Linked DNA regions of Homo sapiens: region 1 is linked to region 2. A link is a loop called in an ENCODE intact Hi-C map of the cell type or tissue named here. Cell type or tissue: Calu3. All regions are shown on one strand. Each heading gives the region's core, and the rest is flanking DNA. Links, peaks and the distances in the headings are about the cores only. Region 1 overlaps LINC00298 (long intergenic non-protein coding RNA 298). Region 2 has its middle 47 kb from the start of LINC01871.

Region 1 (5,383 bases), core at 180-5,179, 170 kb before region 2:
CTCTGTGTCCTTCTACCATTCAGAAGCACTGTCTAATTCCAAATTTGCAAATTTGCAAATAAATTTTTTAAGTGCCAGGTGAAAATTTACTTGCATAATTTAAAAATGTAATAGTTCCACTAACTATTATAGAGATTATCAAAGATATAAATGCCCCACCTTTTATGGCAACTGCAGGTACAAGTAATCAAAACGCAGATCAAATTTCCCTTTGCTTTTGTAATATTTTTTTTCTCATGTGAAGACCCTTCCAAAGGCGATTTCAGAAACAAAAGCAAATTTTAGGAAACTCATATGTAGGGTTGAAGAAGATGATAAAATCTGATGACAACATGGTTTGTTTGTTTGTTTGTTTGCTTGTTTGTTTTGGCCAGAAAATAATATTTCAAGAAGCTGATCAGGAAATTCAATATAATCCTGAAGTGTGGAAAAAATAAGTTATACCATGAAACATGGTTTGTACTTGAACAAATCAAATTTGAAGAGCAATTCTCAGAGTGCCAATGTTTAGTCAATAAACTTGTCTGTAATGCTAATATTGAGCATAATTTTCAATTAACAAAGAACAGAATAAGTTAGATGTGCAGAAGCTATGTTTTGAGGTAAAGAAACAGAGACTTTAACTGTAAGGAATTGTGTAAGGAAGTTCTGTAAAGCAAGGAACTATTAAGAAGAGCCAAATCACATGTAATAAATATAGTTAAACAAGTATAAAACATAATTATTTCAGATTAGCCACAATTAATGTTTTAGTAGTCATATGTCTCATGCAACAGTTTCTTTTATTTCAGTGTACATATGTACAGGCAATTAGAAATAACTCAAATTTAACTGGGTGTTCTATATTTTTATTTGCTAACTCTGGCAACTCTACCTCACTGATACTTAAGGCCTATAAATGTTACTGATATAAAGGACAAGTTATCTGATTTCTTTTCTCTATTAGCCATGAAAGAACATGTCATACTGCTTCTGACAACCCAATTCAGTGCAAAACATGCACTTTAATGGCTAGAGAAGTGGAGAGGAGGGATGGTTGATTCTTTTGAATTCTAAGCTTTCCTGGTAATGAACGAGTTGACTGGGAGGAAGTTAGTTCTCCTTTCCAAGTTTAGAAATACTACAGTGAAAACAACGTATTTTTAATACTTCACTGCTTAAAACAACAACCACAAAAAATGGCTGTCTGAGCTGTATGGGAAAAGGAAGGAAAGAAGGAAGGAAGGAAGGAAGGAAGGGAGGGAGGGAAGGAGGGAGAGAAGAGAGGGAAAAGAGGCAGCAAAGCTCTGCCTTCTCAGATCTCATATCAAGTTTTTTGTTTGTGTCTTTCTTTTATGTTATTAATTTCAAATACGTAAAGTTACTTAAACTGACATAAGAAACCATACTCTAGTAGATGTAACCAGGTTAATAATTAAATCAGAGTAATTTTAGTAAAATACATCATTTTTAGTTATGAGTATTGAAATGCACTTCAAGCTGCCCATTAAAATATAATATGCTCTTATAGGATTTCAAATGTTTTTCAATCAATATAGTTCTAATAAGTGGGTCTGAAACAATTGTAAATTTCAGCCAGCCCACTTTAATATTGGTTCTGGTATCATACTTTCTTACATAGAGAAGTCCCAACTGATGATTCTAAAATCATAGACTATATTTTATCTTTGGTACCAATAAGCATTTTTTCTTGCCATATGAATATATTCATTATCTGATAATGATGCTAATTTTTGTTTTTATTTGTTGTGGAGGAATGTCAAATTAATGAACCGGTTACCCTTCTCAAAGACTCTCAACACATGTTCCTTACAATTGTCAAAGTCAGAAAAGGTTCTTTAGATGTCACATGCAAACACTTCCTAGATTTCTTTTGTGTATGTGAGATTATCCCCTTGCTTTAACCTGCCCGTCATCTTTGATGACATTGAGCATGAGCTGTTTTCCCTGGATAGAGTAGTTTTCTGTTTATCTTGTAGAGCTTAGGTCTCTATTGGGACCACTAAGGACTTATAATGGCCTGGCTTTCAGGCACAGAGGGACAGACTAAAACATAATTCTGTCAGATAAAAACAAATCCGCATTTAGGTAAGAAAAGATATTTTTCAGAAGGATTTTTGCAATAAGCGGGGAAGAGACTACTGCTGTAGAGAGAATGCTCCAACCATAATATCTACAAGTCAGAAATGAATTTTCTTTTATAGCGGGATGTAAGTAAGGCTAGAAAGAAACAGGTACAGGGGATAGGTGTGAGCAGGTGGCGTGGTGGTTCCAGCGCTTGGGGATGGACCAAATTTAGGGTCCTGTAGGGGAGGAGGGAAGCTTAAATAGTTTGATTAAGGCAAGTTAGCAGGTGTCTTGTCCAGATTGGTCAATGGGTACAAATAATTCAGTTAATCATTTATGGGGCAATGAATGGAATTTGGAGGGTCTATGTCTGGCTGTGTCATAAGCAAATAAATAGGCACCTATGAGTCTTCTCTAAGTCACAGGAGGAGAAGTGCTTCTTTGCAAAAAGCCTTTCCCAGAAGACAAAACGTGAGGAGATTTCTTTACTCTTTCCTGTTTTCTAGTATCACAGGGCTTGGGTAAATCGTCAATCTCATCTTGCAGTAAAATAACTAAGTAATAATTAACCAACTAATCTATACATCCATGTGAGCTAGAATGCAGAAATATAATGTACTTCCTGTAAAAATGAAGCTAAGCTATTTCATGTCCAAGCCTTAGCATACTGACTTGCAGTAAGCTCTAACCTCACTCCCTGGCCCTCCAAGCACACTCTGCACTCTGGCTACATGGACACAATCATAAGACCTTTCTCTACCTCAGGATTTGTCTTCATCCTGTTCTCCATGAACAGCCCTCTCCTATTTCTCTGACTATCCAAATTCCACCCATTCTTCAATATCCAGCTCAAATGCCACTTTTCCCCCTAAATTTTCTTGGTAGCTCATTTTCTCCCTCCTTCCTCAATCAGACCATCTAGCACACTTTTGTATTGAGCACCTACCATGTAGAGGGGCCAATGCTAGTTGGGCTTTCTTTTTATGCTCATTGTTTTACTCGTCATTTGAGTATTACTCACAGTTCATGGTTTATGATTCAACTTTTGTTGTCACATAACCAGTGGCATGCTGGTTAATGTTTAGTAATAGCCTCTGTGGGGCGTGTGTGTGTGTGTGTGTGTGTGTGTGTGTGTGTGTGTGTGTGTCTTCTGATTTGTAGCATTTTCTAATTTCAGTGGTGTAAGCTACTCTAAATTTGGAAAGGAATACGTAGAATTGGTTCTCAGGAGCCTGTATGAGCCAGCCCCAGCATACCACTATACTTGACTGTGTAAACGATGTTTAAATAAGAATGTGAATGCCTTGTTTACCTCACCAGATGACAAGACTCTGTAGGACAGGTAGTAGTTTACCAACTAACAATAGTAATAAGGACACTACTATTTACTGCATGGATATTCATTGAGTAAATGAATGAAAAAATAAGTGAATTGAAACATGTTCAATATAATGTATAATTGATCATGTTTTCCCCAGTGGCTTGCTGAGAGTCTTGCATTCCATAGGTACTGAAGAATATCTGCTCATTTGCTGAATGAGGCACTGCTTTTATGGGGTTAATTTCTGTTCACTGGCTTTAGGCTTCATCATGAAATACATATGTAGCATGATTCTGTTAAAGCAGATAGGTAGCATCTGGATCCACTCCCTTGCCCTTCCGTCTTTCTTGTAGAGGCTACCTGTGTTTGATGTCCTCCATTTTAGCCACTTGCTTCAGGAGAGTGCCCAGTCTCATGTGTGTCGTGATTGGTTCAAGCCCATCACAGTAAATGTTTTGCCCTCACTGCTGATTGATTGGCTGAGGCATGCCCATATGCTGGCAATATGGCCAATGACACTGACAGAATGCAAGCCAGGGGGCTTGTGGGAATTTTCTCTCATTTCTCTCATTTAAAAATTGAAGTCAAGGAGAGAATTTGCCTCCTCTGACTTTATTTGCTGTATAGGGATGTGTGCTGCAGGGGTCCGTCCTGTGATCACAAAGGAAGGGAGCTTGAGGACAAAAATCAGCACATTAAGTATGGGGAGCAGACAGGAGGAATGAACCTGAGTTCTTGGCAATGCAGTTGAGCAGGAGAATGGACTAGCCAAGGAATTCTCCTGTCCCTGAGTATCTTATGCAGATAATGAATGCTTTTATTGCTCAAGTCACTTTTACCTACAATGTATCCTGGACATATTAGTATTGCTATGATGATGATGATGATGATGATGATGATGAACACCATTGTTATTATTTTGTTAAAAGCTGGCCTTGTTGCCTTATTAGGAGCAAGGAATGCAGACAGATGCTTGAGTAGGTGAGAGCTGGTAGTGCATCCTCAACATGGTTTACAAGTGAGGTGGGAGTATTACTGACTGATAGTTGGATTTGAAATGGACTGTCTCAGCATTGTAGAATGGAGTCCTAAGTGCAGAATCTTCAGGGCTGTATTTGACATTTTTAACTAAGCAGTCTGATTAAGAGAGAGAGCAGATATGCAGATATGCAAACAGGAAGGCAGAGCTGCCCCTTATAAAATTCTGCCCTGGTGATATCAAGTCCAGAGCAATTTGAGAAACAGATGAAGAACACAATCGTAAGATATCTAGTAAGTCTGCTCTTGGAGGGTTATGCACCAGAAGGTAAGATATATTCCACTAGTGTAATGCCAAGTGTAAGAATATTTCTGTACCCAAATCAGCATGCCCACTGTATTACTCAGAATTCTCTAGAGGGACAGAACTAATAGGATAGGTAGATAGACAGATAGATAGATAGATAGATAGATAGATAGATAGATAGATAACAGATAGATAGATAGATAGATAGATAGATAGATAGATAGATAGAGCATAATAAGTATTAACTCACAAGATCCCACAATAGGCCATCTGCAAGCTGAAGAGCAAGGAGAGCCAGTCCGAGTCCCAAAACTGAAGAACCTGGAGTCCGATGTTCAAGAGCAGGAAGCATCCAGCAGGGGAGAATGATGTAGGCTAGGGCCACAAACCCCCTAACTGTCACCAGAATTGGTGGGTGGAGAAGTAGTAAGGACTTCTTTTGCACAGTCAAATCATGGATATAGGAACAGAGACTCAAATCATCCATCCTTTGTAAAGTCACCTTGCATTTCTGTCCCACCATTTCAAGCACAGATTTAGCACCATCATTTGTGGCAGCTTCTGGTTTCTAGATCAGTATTGTAAAATTACAGGTTATCCAGGAACGTAAAAGATATATTTTTTAAAAGTTGTAAAAGAGCTTACCACTCCTATTTAAAGTCAATTAACTTTATCTAGAGATCTTTATGAGCCAGACCAGGAACAATTAG
Region 2 (5,383 bases), core at 166-5,165:
AAAAATGAACCTTCTTTCCTGAAAAGAGGACATCCAGCCAAGAGTCTTGTGAGTTCTGTGTTGGACACATGGGAGAATGAAGTTGCCTGCCTGGCGTACGTCAGTGCCTTTGGATGCATTTTTTAACTTTAAGTTTGATATCATATTTATTTTTCCTGATTACAAAAGTATGAAAATTTGTAAATCATAAAATACAAGCAAGAAGGGCCTAAAAAAATAGTTGAAGGGCCTAAAAAAAAAAAACAGATCTTGTTGGTGCATTTTGTGTGCCATTTTCACTATAACATCTCTATTATTAAGATAGAAACCTCTCTCTCTCTCTCTCTCCCCTCCCTCCCCTCCTTCCCCCCACAACCCCCCCACCCCGCCACACACAGCAGAGGCTGCTCTGTTTTGCTTACCTTTCACATTTTGCTCATCCTAAAAGACTCAGCTCACATCCCACCTTCCCACTGAAGCTTTCCGTGAGTTGCTGTTAATGCCTTCTTCGCAACTCTCCCTTCCACGCTTAAACATGTATTGCAGAAATGGTTCACAGCTTCCTTACAATTATTTTAAGTTCATCTCCTATACTAGATTGTAAATTTCATAAAGGTAGGATTGCATAGCATATTTCCTTGTACTTTTTGTGGCAGTGGAATTTTCCTATGAAGGAAGAAAAAGTGTGGAGGTTAAGAGCTGGCTAAAATGACATTGGATCAATTAACAATGAGTCCAAAGACTCAACGCAAGACAGACAATAACAATTCAAGTTCGTTCTTTTCATGGAAAGGAACTTGATAAGATTTCTTGTGGAATTTTTTATTTTATATACTTGTCACACTGAAAATTTAATATGTATTTTTCTAGCTGTTTAATATCTGATGCTCCTATTAGATTCAATTTCCAGAAGGCAGGCCCCTGATTGTTTTGCTCACCTGAGCAATGTCTCTTCAGCACCCAGCGCAGGCCCCATGAGCACAAGTACTCACAGAATAGAGAAACGAAGGCATGCCCAGCACCCTAGAGGAAGGACTGTCATAAAGAAAGAAAGAAAGAAAGTCACATTTCTGAGAACTACTGTGTGCATGTGTGCATCAGAGTGTCCTAATGTCAAATCACCTCTGTTGAGTCCCTCATAGGGTAAAACTTTCAGGGAGGGCCAGGATGTCTGCAGAAACGTTTCAGGTCCACATTTCTCCAAAGATAGAATGCACAGCTTTTAGAGACAGCTGACCTTCCATTGCTAGGGGCTTCTTAGTGGAAGTGTGCTGGAGACCATGGCTGGGGAACTGGGCTCAGTGAATTGCCATATCCTTTTCTAAACAAATGATTTTAGAATTTTATGACCAGGTGTTACCATAGTAAGACCTGCTCAGTAAAAAAACAAACAAACAAACAAACAAAAACAAAAAACACTATAGGGCTCTATCCAAGGTGCTTGTCTAACTCTCTAACCCCAGTTTCAATTTCTCGCCCTTAGGGGCAAATTGGCAGGTTGTCCCCTGCTCCTCCTGGCCCACACAGCCTTGCTTATTTGTCTCTGTGTGATTTCCTTCTGAGGTATGGCCTCAACATTCCTCTCAACATAGAGTCTGGAGAGCCACATCTGTAGACCTGTCTGGGCTCATGGGAAGTTGACTTGCGCTGTGAAGCTCTTGTAGGGCCACCTGCCACACCCCTCTGATGACAGGGGTCACTCACTGGGCTTGAATCTTCCCTTTATTTCTAAATTCACTTTTTTCTTCTCATTTGTCTGCATTTCCTTTTCTTCTATTGTCATGGTTCTCAGACTTGCAGGTGCTTCAGATCACCTTTGGCACTTGTTAAAACACAGCTTGCTGGGCCCCAGCACCAGAGTTTCTGATTCAGTAGGGAATTTGCATTTCTAACAGATTCTAGGTGATGCTGCTGTGGCTGGCCAGGGGGGCCCGCCTTGAGAGCCACTGCTGTGCTGTGACCCAGGGTGTAAGAGAGAAGCACCTACTGACCATGGACCCATGGCCAGGAACTCCGCATGGAAAAGGACAGCAGGGGTAGCCGCCCACAGGGAAGAAGCGAGCTGCTGCCAAGTGAAACCTGTGGCCAGCCCCACCTTTCTTAGCAATTCAAGCTCTGAATCAAAGTTCAGGCCAACCTTGGGAATTGTGGTTTTTAGCAACTTTGCTGAAACCAAAAACATTGCCCAACTTGAAGTGTCAAAAGCCTGCATCAAGCACTGGCTCTTCCTCTTTTCTTCCGTAGGAGCCTCCACTCCTCCGTATATGAAAGTTTCAACTGCTGTCGTCCTGAGGGTTTGGCAAGGAGGGACATTCCACAGTTGTGAGATGACTGTGTTCTAGAGAGTTGACAATGCGGCATTTGTGTGTGTGGCGACTTCCTCCATAGAAAAACTCCAGAGAGCCTCCCTTCCGATGCTGCTGATACCCTTCCTTCCCAAGGTTCAGAATCAGGGAGTCCATTTGAGCAGAATCTTAAACAATATCACACACTTATGGAGCCACATCAAGCTGGGACATGCCACTGGGTCTAGAAAAAAATTTTGAGAAAGTATTGCTGTCATAAAGCTGATGTGTTTTGCTGTGTTAGAAGGCAAGATAATCTTGCAGAGACACAGAACCAGATAATTCCTTTTAAAGCAAGGTCATGAATAATATATATAGATAGCCATAGTCGCTGAGGGAAGATAGCAGAAGAAATAAATAGAAGAGCTTTAAAAATTGGAAAGAACTTCATAAGAACAGCAATCTGGGGCCAGTCTTGGGGGAAATTTACTCTTGCAATCTAAAATGTCTGAGGGTAGTATTAGGCATGCTGTAGTGGATGTAATGTTCCAAATTCATGTGGGTCACCTTGAATTATAAGCAGAAGGCTCAACTAGGTTCACTATTCTCAATTTGAGAAGGCAAAGACATGCATACTCCATTCTATTAAGATTTCTACAAAACTAGAGAGGGGAGTATGGCTTAGCGATTAAAAGCCAAGAGTGTAGAGCCAGGCTGCCTGGATTTGAATACCAGTTCTTCCACCTACCAGCCATGTAATTCTAGGTAATCTATTGGATGTCTCTGAGCCTCAGTATTGTCATCAGTAAAATGGAAAAATGATAGTTCCTACTTTATGTCGTTTTTAGGAAGACAAAAAGCTTCAATATATGTAAAGTGCTTTGAATGGCACATATTACAACGTTGTTTATTAAATATCTGCTATAGTAGTTAATGAAGTACTGTAGTTATTTGTTAAATAAATACTCGAAGTTGAATTTTAGATGGGTCATGCTTTTAGCCATAACATTCTGTTATGGAGAGAATTCCTATGCTGTGGGAGCTCCATATTTTCTGAAACTGGTAGGAAATCAGAAGTCTTGGCTGTTATCCTCTAAGTAGAGAGAACATGGGCCTTGGAGTCCAACAGGTTTAGGTGCAAATCCTGGCTGTGCCAGTTCCAGTTCGATGACCCTGGGCAAGACGACCACCCTCAGTGAACTTCAGTCTTGTACTCTCTGACATAAATGTCAATGATTTAATTAAAGCACCTGATAAAATTTGAAATATTCACGAAGCCATCTCTAAGTGGGGGCTCATGTCAGTGTGGGTGGCAGGCAAAAGGAGTTATTACTGTAAGCTGAGGAAAGCATGGCAAAGCAATACATGCTGAGAAGCCTGAGGTGTGAACGGGGAAGGGCCCAGGGCTGAAAATCACCCGGACGACATCTGCTTTGCCCTCCTCCTCTCCAGGTGTGGCATTGGTGAGAGCACCCACTGCATGGATGCTGACCACCTGCCTGGCAGCCTCTCAGCACATTCCAGTCTGTTTTGTGAAATCAGGTGCAGATAAAAGCCATACTGAGAAAGCACCCAGAGGCCTGAGCTTTTGCCCCATCGTTGACTTAACTGACTGTGAACTTGGGCAAGTCACTTTTCTTTTCTGATGTTCTTTTATTCTGTCTGCAAAATAGCATGCCTGAGGCCCGTTCTTGTTCCAAGCCTGCTAAAATCAATTGCCCTGCCCAACAAGGCTGTGCATGAGCTTTAATTGCTCTGGGGTGTGCTGCATTGTTCTTACCTAGCTTTGTTTGTCTATGTGCTGGCTTAATGAATCTTCATCATGTAGCCTCTTCAGTTTTCTAGCCTTTGTATTTATGTCCATCAGCCCTTGCCATGGAAGGCCAGCACCTGGCCACATCGTCCTCCCTCTGTCCAAATCTCATGTCCCTTCGCCAGTTCCCTGAGTGCTGTCATCAAGGGACAGTTTAGAATTTCAAAATACTTTAGACAACAAAGGAAAACTAGGATATGGCAAAATCACATCTAACAAATATATTTCTAAAGGGTGTGTGAAGGAAAACCCAAAGGTTAGGTTAGAAATTTTAAGCCTTATTTCATCATTATTTGCACCTTATCTTCATCATCCATAGGATGGGGACAAACAAAAGCAATCTAGCAGAGTGATCTGTACAGTAAGGTCGCTAACTTGTGGTTTTTGAGTATAGTGACTTTTGCGATTGAGTTGATCATTTTATTATTTTCTTTATATGTTTTTACTTTTCTTAGTTAATGTCAATATAGATTATAAGACAAAGTGAGCTTTGGAATATCTCACAGGAATTATTGCAGTGTGGAGGCTATGGAGGGGTAGAACCTGACAGAGGGCTTGCTCTGCTGACCCTTGGCCAGCGGGGACCCAGACAGAGCACTGGATTTGGGTTTGGGAAAGGTGGACTGGGATCCTGGTCCCATCACATGTTAACGATGGGGGATGGTGCAGTTTTCCCGACCTCGGAGCTTCAGCTTCTCATTTGAGGATGAGTAAAAGTGGTGATCTGCTGGCCTGCTATGAATCTCACATGGATGAGGAAAGTTAGATCATAGAGGGAGTCCATCCACCATTCCTTAGATACAAATGAAAAGGCTGCTGCGGGTTCTAGAATAATTGTTGCACCCGCTGCCAGGATCTTAATGGAATGTGGGTTTTCCCCTACTTTTCAAGGTTTTCATTTCTGTTTTCACTACAGTACTGAGAAGAAAAAGCCCAGATCCTCAGAGCAGCAATCATAGCTTTTCACAGCCTTTTCCATGGCTGTTTTTTTTTTTTTTTTTTTTACTTAAAAATTGTCTTGAAAATGCAACAGATATAATTTTGTTTTCTTTTGCAAGTTAAAATTCAAATACTTTCTAAATGCAAAAATGTTCACATGCTGTCCTGTTTGTTGGCAGCTGCAGAGTTACCAATATTTAGGGGAAAGCACTACATAATCTGAGGTTTTTACTTTTTTTCATCTAGTGAATTTTCTTCACAACTTTACAATTGGTCTTTGGTCTATTTCTTCAACTTTAAGCAAACAAAAACAATTGACAGATGTGAAATTATACCACGGCAGGCATTGCCAAGTTAACTTTTTATC

Evidence for each region. A loop is a pair of places that touch in the nucleus more often than their neighbours do. Peaks named below come from ENCODE experiments on the same cell type or tissue, not always from the same donor. Only the 100,000 strongest peaks of a DNase experiment are listed, where the experiment ranks them.
Region 1: it touches region 2 in a loop (5-fold over the local background); 1 of 110 quality-filtered maps calls a loop at or near these places.

Annotation. Positions count from the first base shown.
Region 1 is chr2:7,937,467-7,942,849 of GRCh38, reverse strand. The region is part of intron 2 of LINC00298 (long intergenic non-protein coding RNA 298); the gene reads left to right. Among named protein-coding and RNA genes, the nearest start is that of LINC00298, 37 kb to the left of the region's middle. In Calu3, for the core only: no CTCF peak of the experiment used is centred there; DNase peaks (open chromatin) are centred at 2,779 and 3,139.
Region 2 is chr2:7,770,376-7,775,758 of GRCh38, reverse strand. No RefSeq gene overlaps it. Among named protein-coding and RNA genes, the nearest start is that of LINC01871, 47 kb to the right of the region's middle. RefSeq lists an enhancer at 2,008-2,057. In Calu3, for the core only: no CTCF peak of the experiment used is centred there; a DNase peak (open chromatin) is centred at 2,158.